Regions from separate parts of the Homo sapiens genome. Here region 2 is linked to region 1. The links are chromatin contacts, found by Hi-C in ENCODE. All regions are on one chromosome and are shown on one strand. The core of a region is the stretch at or near the end of the contact, and the rest is flanking DNA. Distances in the headings are between cores, read along the strand shown. Region 1 holds the start of GPD1L (glycerol-3-phosphate dehydrogenase 1 like). Region 2 has its middle 72 kb from the start of STT3B.

Region 1 (5,471 bases), core at 2,138-4,637:
CAAAAATTAGCATTGTGACATGTACCTGTAGTCCCAACTACTTGAGAGGCTGAGGGAGAGGATCACTTGAGCTGGGAGGCAGAGGTTGCAGTGAGCTGAGATTGTGCCACTGCACTCCAGCCTGGATGACAGAGCAAGACTCTACCTCAAAATAAAAAAAAAAAATCAAAAATAAAAAGCCAAGGAAGTTAGAGTCAGAAGATGGTCCCTATAGAAACTAATGATGCATCTTAACTATGTCCCTGAGTTGTTTTTTAAAAACCCAGACCCTCACGAAATGTATCCACTGGCATATAGACCTCAGATAAGGAGGAACTGAGGATTGAACTCTGACCACTGTTCTTCAACGTCTTTCAGAGGGGCCTGAAAGTCATGTCTGCAAATCAGAACTAACATTCTTTTTTTTTCTTTTATTTTTTCTTTTTGGAGACAGTGTATCACTCTGTTGCCCAGGCTGGAGTGCAGTGGCACAATCATGGCTCACTGCAACCTCCACCTTCCAGGCCCAAGCAATCCTCCCACCTCAGTCTCCCAAGTAGCTAGAACCACAGGTCTGTGCCAGCATGGTCAGCTAATTTTTAAATTATTTTTGTAGAGATGGGGTCTCCCTATACTGCCCAGGCTGAGAACTAACGTTCTTTTCTACTGACCCCAAATTTTTAGACAAAGCTTTGTCTAAAGTTCCTTAACCAATTGCAAAAAAGAAAATCTCTGATTCACCTATGACCTGTGGGTCCCCCTCCCCCACTTTGAGATGTCCTGCTTTTTTAGGTCAAACCAATGTGTAGCTCCATGTATTGATTTATGACTTTGCCTGTAACCTCTGCCCCACGCACCTTTATTTTACTTTTTATTTTTGAGACAGGGTCTTGCTCTTTCATTCAGGCTGGAGTGCAGTGGCACAATTACAGTTCACTGCAACCTCGACCTCCTAGGCTCAAGTAATCCCCTCATCTCAGCCTATTCCGACTAGCTGGGACACCCAGCTAATTTTAATTTTTTGTAGAGACACGGTATGTGTTATCCAGCCTGGTCTTGAACTCCTGAGCTCAAGCAATCTTCCCACCCCGGCCTCCCAAAGTGTTGAGATTACAGGTGTGAGCCACCGCGCCTGGCCCCCAGCTGCCTTTAAAAACCCTTACTTGCCAGCCATCAAGGAGGAGCTACCTGATTCTCCTTGCTTGGTACCCTACAGATAAACACCCTTCTTTCTCCCTCTGCAAACCTTGGTGTGGGTATTTGGCCTTACTGTGTCAGGTGAAGGGACCCTAGTTCAGTTAGATAACATAAATATTTGCAGTGTATGTGTACTACCCAAGGACATGACTTCATTATTCAATTTGACAAATGCGTTCTGTTACACAAATACAGAAAGGATTAATAAAGCTTTACTAGTCCATCTTTCCCATTATCCCTGCATGTATCCTTGCATTAGTGCAAATAATTGAGAACAAACCATTGGTGAGGGGATGGAAAGACTGCTCTGACTCACCAGCTCCCTTTAAGTATTTCCTTAAGTAAATATCATAAGTAACACAAATAAATATTTCATACAATGTAGAGAAAAAAGCAAAAATAACAGTTCTCTGAGCATCAAACTAATAGGCTTAGTATTACTATCATTTTTTTGAAACGGAGTGTCGCTCTTGTCGCCCAGGCAAGATCTCGGCTCACTGCAACCTCCGCCTCCCAGGTTCAAGAGATTCTCCTGTCTCAGCCTCCTGAGTAGCTGGGATTACAGGCATCTGCCACCATGCCTGGCTAATTTTTTGTATTTTCAGTAGAGACGGGGTTTTGCCAAGTTGGGCAGACTAGTCTCCATCTCCTGACCTCAGGTGAACTGCCTGCCTCGACCTCCTGAAGTGCTGGGGTTATAGGCGTGAGCCACGGCACCCGGCCTAGGCTTAGTTTTTTGTAGGTACTAGAGTATTTGTTTCTTTAGCCAGAATCCACTGATATTTTAGTCTTCTGGTTCTCAATCTTGGCTTGCTTTTGCAACTACCTCTTGAACTTTAAAAAATTCTGCTCCAGCCTGGGCAACAGAAGGAGACTGTCTCAAAAAATATATGTCAATAAGTAAATATCCTGATGCCTGGATCCCACCATGGGACATTCTGATGTAACTGGCCTGCAATGGTGTCTGGGCATGGGGATTTTTAAAAGCCCCAGTGACTAATATGCAGCAGAGTTTGAGAACCACTGGTTTAAAGGACTTTGTCCTACTCTGACAGCGTCTAGCACAGTGCCTGGCAGAGACTGATGCTCAGAATGAACAAACTAAGATTCTATTTGTCAAGGAGGAGAGCATTGTGTTACTCACAAATGCAAACAAACCACAAGCAAGGGATAAGTCAGGCCCTGGGCAAAGACAATGGTAAAGCAATTCCTGCCAAGTAAGCGTGTGAGGGTGACACCCACTGAATGCAAGCTGTTGTTACCTTTTTCCCTTTATTTTTATGTATTTATTTTTTGTTGAGACAGGGTCTCACTGTCCTTCAGTCTGGAGTGCAGTGGCCCTATCCTGGCTCACTGAAGCCTCGACCTCCTGGGCACATGCAATTCTCCCGCCTCAGCCTCCTGAGTAGCTAGGACTATAGGTGCGTGCCACCATGCTTGGCTAATTTTTTAAATTTTTGTACAGAGGGGTGGGGGGTCCTAATTATGTTGCTCAGGCTGGTCTCGAACTCCTGGGCTCAAGTGATCTTCCTGACTCGGCCTCCAAAAGTGCTGGGATTACAGGTGTGAGCCACTGCACCAGGTCAAGTTTCTATCTTGACTCTAACTAGAAAAGGTGTCATCCTTGAAATGCAGGTACTGTTCAGCCAAATTCCAAAGTCCTCTGAAGATCCAAGTTCTCTAAGAAGTTCAGAGGTGCCAGGCTGTGTCTTGTTTGTGCAAATGAAACAGAGGATGACAAGGTCGGGTGGGCATTTCGAGCTCTGCCCCAAGTCTGGTCGGCTTGAGAGTCAACCTAGGAGCCTCTCTCGGCTCCAAATGGCAATGTGGCAGCCCTTCCCGAGTAGGGAAAAAGGAGCGTGTAGGGGGCACCACGGCAAGCTGGTTGGGTCTGCTCCACCCATGAGGATGGAGTGCAGCCTCCACCGGGAACCAGGGGCGCGAGTCGCTGCTCAGTGGCCTGGGCCTGCATGTGGCGCGGCGGGAGCTGCTGCCTAGGGCCGCGCAGCGACGGGGGGTGAGGACTACATGTCCCGACGTGCCTCGGGCAGGGCGGGGCGGTGCCGGAGCCGGGCCTGGAGGCCGGCCGGGGCCAGGCGTGCGCAGTGGTTCTTGGGAGTGGCGAAGCGGGTCCTGCCCCGCTGTCAGCTGCGGCCCCCGGCGCCGGGCGGGGGTGGCCGCGACCATTGGCGGAGAGGCGAAAGGGGCGGGGCCGCCGCCAGCCGCTGCGGGCAAGGCTGAACAGGCGGAGGTGGGCAGCCGGCCAGGGAAGCACGGTCCAGGCGGCTACATTCGGCCCGGCCATGGCAGCGGCGCCCCTGAAAGTGTGCATCGTGGGCTCGGGGAACTGGTGAGCGGCGGCGGGCTGGAGGCCGGGGCTCCGCTTCCAGGAAGCGCCTCTCCCGGGCGGTGAGGGCTGCGCGCCCCATGCTGCGGCGTGGGCACCGGGCACTGCGCGCAGGGAGGCGGGGTGGGCGACCTCGTTGCTGGGCTGGGCACCGTGCGCCCGAGGAGGCCGCACCGGGGCACTCGCTCGGGAGGCGCTGGGCTCGCGTGCGTGCGGGGGACAGCGCGGAGAGAGGGCACCCCGAGCACGCGGGCACCTGTCTGCGCCCCCGTTACTGAGCGCACAGAAGCCACCTGCTTGCCACGCCTGGGTGTTTTGCACAATATCCTAAGGGCGTATTCCGTTCTCCACGGCGGATCTCCTGGGTCAAGGACTTGGTGGAGGCTCGAGCATTCTTACTGCAGTTTCGGTGTTGAGGAAACCGAGGCGGAGAGGGCTAAAGGGCTCTTGCTGCCCAGGTCACGGGCGGGGCATGCTCTGCCCTTCAAGGTGCCCGTCTCGCCCCCGCTTCTGATAGGTCCACTATCTTAGGCGCGTCGTATCAGGAAGAAAATCCAAGTTTCAACAGGCCGCTCTCCCTGAGGCGTTGAGAATTCTCCCTTGCCGAGATGTTTGCGAAGCTTTGCGTCTCTTTGGGGCCTTATTTGACTTTAACATTTTATAGAGCACATTAGAAATGTCAGTTCTTCTAGTACCCTTAATCAAACGTACACTGTGGGATTCTCTGGTGTGTTTGGGTGAATGTAGAGGTGGGGGTGTGAAGGGGGAAGGAAGCAAAGTGTAGCATCTGGTGTTTCCAAGCCTTTTTTCATTGCTGTACACTCTGCCACATTGGAGGGACTGGTGTACAATAGTTAAGAGTGATGATGTCCTTTCAGTGCTTCTGTTTACCGGTTTTTCTGTGGCGTGACAGGCATCAGAAGTGCTGCAGCAGCTGGTCCTAGGTAGTTGGTCTTAGTTTTACTCTTTCAAGACTTGGCCCAGAAAGTACTTATTGAAGGAAACCTTACCTGGTTCTTCACTTTTCCATCCCAGCAAGGCCAGTGGCCTCTCTCTGTGTCCCTATTGCTGGCCTGCATCACTGCATTATAAGGAGTTATTTGATTATCTGTCTCCCAACTTTTGAGAATGGCATCTACCCTAGTGCCTGGCATATGCTAAGTCAATACTAAGACTCTGTTGCAGTGGTGCGATCTTGGCTCACTGCAACCTCCACCTCCTGGATTCAAGCGATTCTTGTGCCTCATCCACTTGAGTAGCTGGGATTACAGGTGTGAGCCACCGCTCCCTGCCTAAAAACTAATTTTTAAAACCATAATGATATTTGATTGAATAATACATTCACATTGTTTAACAACCAGGGCTGGGCGCAGTAGCTTATGCCTGTAATCCCAGCACTTTGGGAGGCTGAGGTGGGCCCAGGAGTTTGAGACTAGCCTGGGCAACACGGCAAAACCCCGCCTCTACAAAAAATAAAATATTAGTCGGGCATGGTGGCTCACGCTTGTAATCCCAGCACTTTGGGAGGCTGAGGCAGGGGGATCACGAGGTCAGGAGATTGAGACCACGGTGAAACCCCGTCTCTACTGAAAATACAAAAAATTAGCCAGGTGTGGTGGCAGGCGCCTGTAGTCCCGGCTACTTGGGATGCTAAGGCAGCAGAATCGCCTGAGCCTGGGAGGCAGAGGTTGCAGTGAGCCAAAATCAGATTGCACCATCGTACTCTAGTCTGTGTGAAGGGAGTGAAACCCTGTCTCAAAAGAACAAAACAAAACAAAAAATAAAAAACAAAAACCAAAGAGTACCAAAAACAGTGAAACATCACCCATCCACATTTATCCCCCCTGAGTACCTCCTGGAGGAAAACCAGTGTTATGAATTACTTCTGTCCTTTCTGGAGGAATTCCATGCAAGTGAATGCTTACATATAGTCCTTTCGCCCTCCACG
Region 2 (5,755 bases), core at 3,192-5,691, 640 kb before region 1:
TTACTATATACAAAAATTAATCAAAATGAATTAAAGACTTAAATGTAAGACCTAAAACTATAAAAATACTAGAATAAAACCTAGAGAAAACTCTTTCATACGTTGGTCTAGGCAAATAATTTGTGACTAAAATCTCAAGAACATGGGAAACAAAAACAAAAGTAGACAAATGGGATTTAATTAAACTAACAAGTTTCTTCATGGGTAAAGAAATAATCAACAAAGCGAAAAGACAACCCACAGAATACAAGAAAATATTTGCAAACTATTCATCTAATGGGGGATTAATATCCAGAATATGCAAGGTACTCAAACAACTCAACATCAACAACAAAAACAACAAATATTCCCATTAAAAAGTGGCAAAGCCTGTCCCCATATACACCTACTATGCACCTGCAAAAATTAAAAATAAGGCCAGGTGCAGTAGCTCATTTCTGTAATCCCAATACTTTGGGAGCCAAGGCAGGCTGATCACTTGAGGTCAGGAGTTCGAGACCAGCCTGGCCAATATGGTGAAACCCTGTCTCTACAGGGTTAGCCAGACATGGTGGTGTGCACCTGTAATCCCAGATACTGGCTGGGGAGGCTGAGGAACCAGGATCACTTGAACTGGGAGGCAAAGGTTGCAGTAAACTGAGATCACAATACTGCACTCCAGCCTGGGCGACAGAGCGAGATTCTGTCTCAAAAACATAATAATAATAATTTAAAACTGTTTTAAAAATGGCTGGGCACGGTGGCTCATGCCTATAATCCCAGCACTTTGGGAGGCAGAGGAGGGCGGGTCACCTAAGGTGAGGAGTTCAAGACCAGCCTGGCCAACATGGTGACACCCCGTCTCTACTAAAAATACAAAACTTAGCTGGGCGTGGTGGTGGGTGCCTGTAATCCCAGCTATTTGAAAGGCTGAGGCAGGAGAATCGATTGAATCTGGGAGGCGGAGGTTGCAGTGAGCCAAGATCACACCACTGCCCTCCAGCCTGGGGGAGATCACGACACTGCACTCCAGCTTGGGAGACAAGAGCAAGACTCCATCTCAAGAAAATAATAATTATAAAATTAAATTAAAATAAAAATAATTGAAAAATTTAAAAAGTGGCCAAGGACATGAATAAATGTTTTTTCAAAAGAAGACATACAAATGGCAAAAACATATATTTTTAAATGCTCAACTTCACAAATCATCATCCCCCGTCAGATGAATAATTTGCAAGTAGTTGCAAATTAAAACCACAATGAGATAATCACCTTACCCAGTCAGAATTGCTATTATTAAATAGACAGCAAATAACAGTTGTTGGGAAGTATTTGAAGTAAAGGGAATTCTTATATACTCTTGGTGGGAATTTAAATTAGTACAACCTACATGGAGAACCATAGGGAGATTTCTCAATCTGTTAAAGGAATCTACCCAAAGGAAAGGAAATCAATTTATCAAAGAGATACCTGCACTTGTATGTTTATTGCAGCACTATTCACAATAGCAAAGATATGGAATCAACCTAAATGTCCATGAATGGATGGATGAATAAAGAAAGTCTGGTATATATACACAATCGAACACTATTAAGCCAAAAAAATGAAATTATGTCTTTTACAGCAACATGAATGGAACTGCAGGTCATTATCTTAAGTGAAACAAGCCAAACACAGAAAGTCAAATATTATATACTCTCATGCATATGTGAGTGCTAAAATATATGTACACATGAATATAGAGAGTGGAATGATAGATAATGGAGACCCAATAGGGTGGGAGGATGACAGGGGGAGGATGATGAGAAATTACTTAATGGGTGCAATATATAGTATTCAGGTGATGGATATATTAAATCTCTGACTTGACCACTATGTATAATCAATGCACGTAAAAAAAACTGCACTTGTACCCCATAAATTTATACAAATAATTTTTAAAAAGTATAGATTCAAGGTCATAAATGTGGCAGTTACCAAGCTGGCATTTGGTTGGATTCCTATGACGCACTCCTCTGTTTCACAACTGCCTTTGGGACAGAAATGTCAATGAGGGCTCCAAGACAGGAGTGTGAAAATTCTTAAGCTTTACTGAGAATAATCTTTAGCATTTGTTACACATATTAATCCCAGGTCCTCACCCCAGATCTTTTGATTCAGAAGCTCTGAGAGTGGTGGGTGATGAACAAGCTTTACAGGTGATTCAGACGCATACCAATGCTGAACTGCACTGCAGTGGTGATTTTGGAGCTCTAGGCACAGTATGGCATGCACACTGGCTCATTGGTGGTGAGATATCCTAAGCCCAGTATTTGTGGAGAGCTGATCCCCATACGTCCAGATTCACCTGACTGCCTGCTCACACTGCTCAGTAGGCATATCTTGAGCTCATATCTTCTCACGCCTACTCTGTTTTTCTGGTGATCTGTCTGTTTTCTGCCCTCTGTGTGAACCACTGATGTCCCAAATCAGTAGTTTGGGACACATGTGTCAAATGCTCTACAAAAATACCTGTTCAATGAATAAAAGGAACTAAAGCCTAAAGTGATTTAGTTAAAAATAGTAAAGGGTCAAGAAAATTTGGATTAATACTTATTTATTTGCCAAATAATTTTCATTTTCAATAGCCACACAGAAGCTGCTTTTTTCACTAGATGTGGGATTATAATCAATCCCAACACCCTCTGCCTTCACTGCATTTAATATATATTAGAAACAGTGGGTGTGGTAGACTGAATAATCGCCCCCACCAAAGCTGTCACCCTAGTCTGTTCAGACTGCCATAACAAAATACCATGGAATCGGTACCTTATAGACAACAGAAATTTATTTCTAACAGTGCTGGAGACTGGCAAGTTTCAAGTCAAGGTGCCTGCAGATTCAGTGACTGGTGAGGGCTCGCTTCCTGGTTTTTAGATGCCTGTCTTTTCACTGTGTCCTCACGTGGCAGAAAGGCAAAGGTGCTCTCTGGGATCACTTTTATAAGGGCACTAACCCCATGTATGAGGGATCCACCCTCATGACCCAATCATCTTCCAAAAACCCCGCTCCCTAATACCATCACATTGGAGATCAGATTTCAACACAAACATTCTGTCTATAGCAGACATCCATGTTCTAATCTTTGGAACTTGTGAATATGTTACCTTACATTATCAAAAAGACTGTAGATGTGACTAAGTTAAGAGTCTTGAGAAGGAGAATTTTGCCTGGATTATCCAGGTTGGCCCAGTGTAGTCACAGGGATCCTTTCAAAAGGGAGGCAGGAGGATCAGAGTCAGAGAGAGAAGATGTAAGGATGGAAGCAGAGATCAGAGAAGAGAGAAAAGCTATGCCACTGGCTTTCAGTCTAGAAGAAGGACCCTTTAACTGAGGAATACAGAGTGCTGCTAGATATTAGGAAAAGCAAAGAAAGGAATTCTCCCTTATGGCCTCCATAAGGAACACAAGCCTGCTGACATCTTGTCTGTAGATCATTGGTACCCACCCAGAACAGTAAGATAATAAATTTACATTGTTTTTAAGCCAAATTCATAATAGTTTGTTATAGCAGCAATTGAAAATTAATAGTGTGGGGTTTTAAATTATCTTTCTCATGACATAGCTTAAAATTCTCTGAGCAAACAGGAACCTTTGGGAGACCCAAGGGAGAATAATTTGCAAGGAGTCTGAGACACATTGACACTGATTTTTCTTATTTCTTGAAAGCAGATGGGATTAACCAACTATGACTTTGATTCTTAACAAATGCCAAAGTCTCTGGGCCCATTCCAGGAGATGAGCTGTATTTTGCAATCAAGCAGGAGAATCTACAAGTCTCCTGTAAAACTCACTTGTGTTAAAAAGCATGCTTGCTTGCTTCTGGGATATGTATAGATTTCTGTTTAGAGGAAAGCGTATCCATCTGCATTCGAAAGAAGATAGAAAGAAGCATGGCTCCTTAGTTTCTGCCCTACATGAGACAATGAAAGGGCTAAATAACCCATAAGAATTCCTGGGTATTCATAAAGGGATACTTTTTAGACTGTAGGCAATGCCTTTTGCTGTCTCATTCACTGTTCTGTCTCTTGCCCTTTCCTTCTCTCCTGCTCATCTACCCCAATAAGGTTTTCCTGCACCAATTCTGAAGCTTTGGGAGACTTTAGATGATTTTTACCATCAGGAAAAGGATGGAAACTTTGAGGTGAAGTGCCACATTGCGTCTGTCGTCTTTCAGCCCTACACTTCCCCTTTTATGCCGTTTTCTCACCAGCAGGGCAGAAAGCCTGCAAGCTACATTTGTCAGACCTACTTTCCACCTAGCTTCCTGTCAGATGCTACCAATGGGAGGCTCTGGCAGGAGTTTGGAAGGTGAAAGTAAGGAAGAAATATTTTTTCCTGTAGACACAGTTGTGCTTCTTACAGACGATGCAGTAACAAATGAGGCAAGAGTCTCAGCAGCAACAGCAGTGGTAGCCATGGACAAATGTGGCTTCTGGATTTCTGCCAACTTTGTTCTAACAACACCACATTGTGTACTCTGAGCAACACCTTTTTCTCTTTGCTCTTTTGAACCTAGAGGTGTTATCTGTTTCCTGCAGCTACTGATCTTTGAAAAATCTTACCTTCCCCTTTTTCTCCTCTGGCTCTTCTAACACCTTTACAACCAACTGCCTATTTAAAAACCTAGAGTAGCTTCTGTTTCCTGATCAGATGCAGACTGCTAAGATTGCATCTTTCGCCTACTTTAACAAGGGACAAAAGGCAAGTGAAACCCTTTTCCCATCTTTACTACCTGGGTTTTGGGAACTGCCATTTCATTAGGATCAACGGAATCAGAGCAGGGCCTTCCCAGAAAGGGGAGGTGGCTTGAGTTTGGCAGACCCGTGGCAAACTGGATTGGAAGCCAATGTTCTTCCTTAGATACTCATGGTCTAGGTTAGTTTCTCTGGACATACTCCCTGAGATGAGGATTCAGGAGTTAGTGACTTATTACCAGTGTGCTATTAAGAGAGGCCTTTAAAAGAATGAGGTAAGCCAGGCAGGATGAAGCCAAGCAGGGGAGAGATGCAGGTAAGGTCTCACAGAGGGTAGCTCCAGGCTGATCCCCAGGGGAGCTTTGGAGTATAAGCTATGCCTTAGAGCTTTCCTGATCACATGGTCAGTCATTGTCTACAAGCTGCCTTAAGGACACATAAACTTCCAGGCAATTTTGACTGGTTCCAGTAGTCTGAGAACAGGCCTCTGAAAAAGAGTCCCAGGTACAGGTCTTTGGAAACAGAAATACACTGAAGCTGGGAAGAACTGCACAGAAAAGGTAAAAGGAACCCAAGGGCTTCTGGCCAGGGCACTGACAAGGTCTTCTATATCCCTGTTTCTCACCACAGTGAAGTCACATTAATTCAAAGCTCACTCTCTCTTACTTCATTCATTCAAGATGAACCACTACTCTCAGGCACAGTGCCCTGGGGGTAGAGTGGTGAGCCCAATGTATGGTTACCAGCCTCTCATATCTGGCAACAAGGCAGAGAATGCAGACCACTGAATAGAGTATTATACTATTATGGGAAAAGCTCTGCAGTGGGGGGTGCAGGGCAGTCCACAATGCCTCAGGAACATCTAGCTGAAGCATCTTAATCAGCTGGAGTTTGTCCTGGCAGTTTCTACAGGCAGAAGGAAACTTCCAAGAAGACGAATATTATAAACTGTTTTAGTAGGGAGGATCTCACAACTCTAGACCTGCCCAAGTACTAGGGCTGAGACTTATTTTCCTACATGGTTCCTCTAAGTATCACGG

The links. Hi-C counts contacts between places; a loop is a spot of excess contacts on that map. Pooled maps may share reads with other maps.
Region 2: a map of CD8-positive, alpha-beta T cell shows a loop between it and region 1 (2.0-fold over the local background). The contact joins the enhancer-like site here to the promoter of GPD1L in region 1. A Hi-C loop is called at or near these places in 2 of 168 maps with a recorded cell type or tissue (CD8-positive, alpha-beta T cell and naive thymus-derived CD4-positive, alpha-beta T cell) and 4 of 50 pooled maps.

Annotation. Positions count from the first base shown.
Region 1 is chr3:32,103,233-32,108,703 of GRCh38, forward strand. It overlaps GPD1L (glycerol-3-phosphate dehydrogenase 1 like), which reads left to right and starts at 3,388. Exons shown (of 8, transcript NM_015141.4): 1 at 3,388-3,526. The coding sequence starts at 3,480. RefSeq lists silencers at 3,121-3,530, 3,651-3,790.
Region 2 is chr3:31,457,895-31,463,649 of GRCh38, forward strand. No RefSeq gene overlaps it. Among named protein-coding and RNA genes, the nearest start is that of STT3B, 72 kb to the right of the region's middle. Within about 2 kb of position 4,442, at least 4 of the 41 ENCODE cell types and tissues checked have a DNase peak (open chromatin) inside an H3K27ac peak, as active enhancers do; they include CD8-positive, alpha-beta T cell, where a contact is called at or near this core.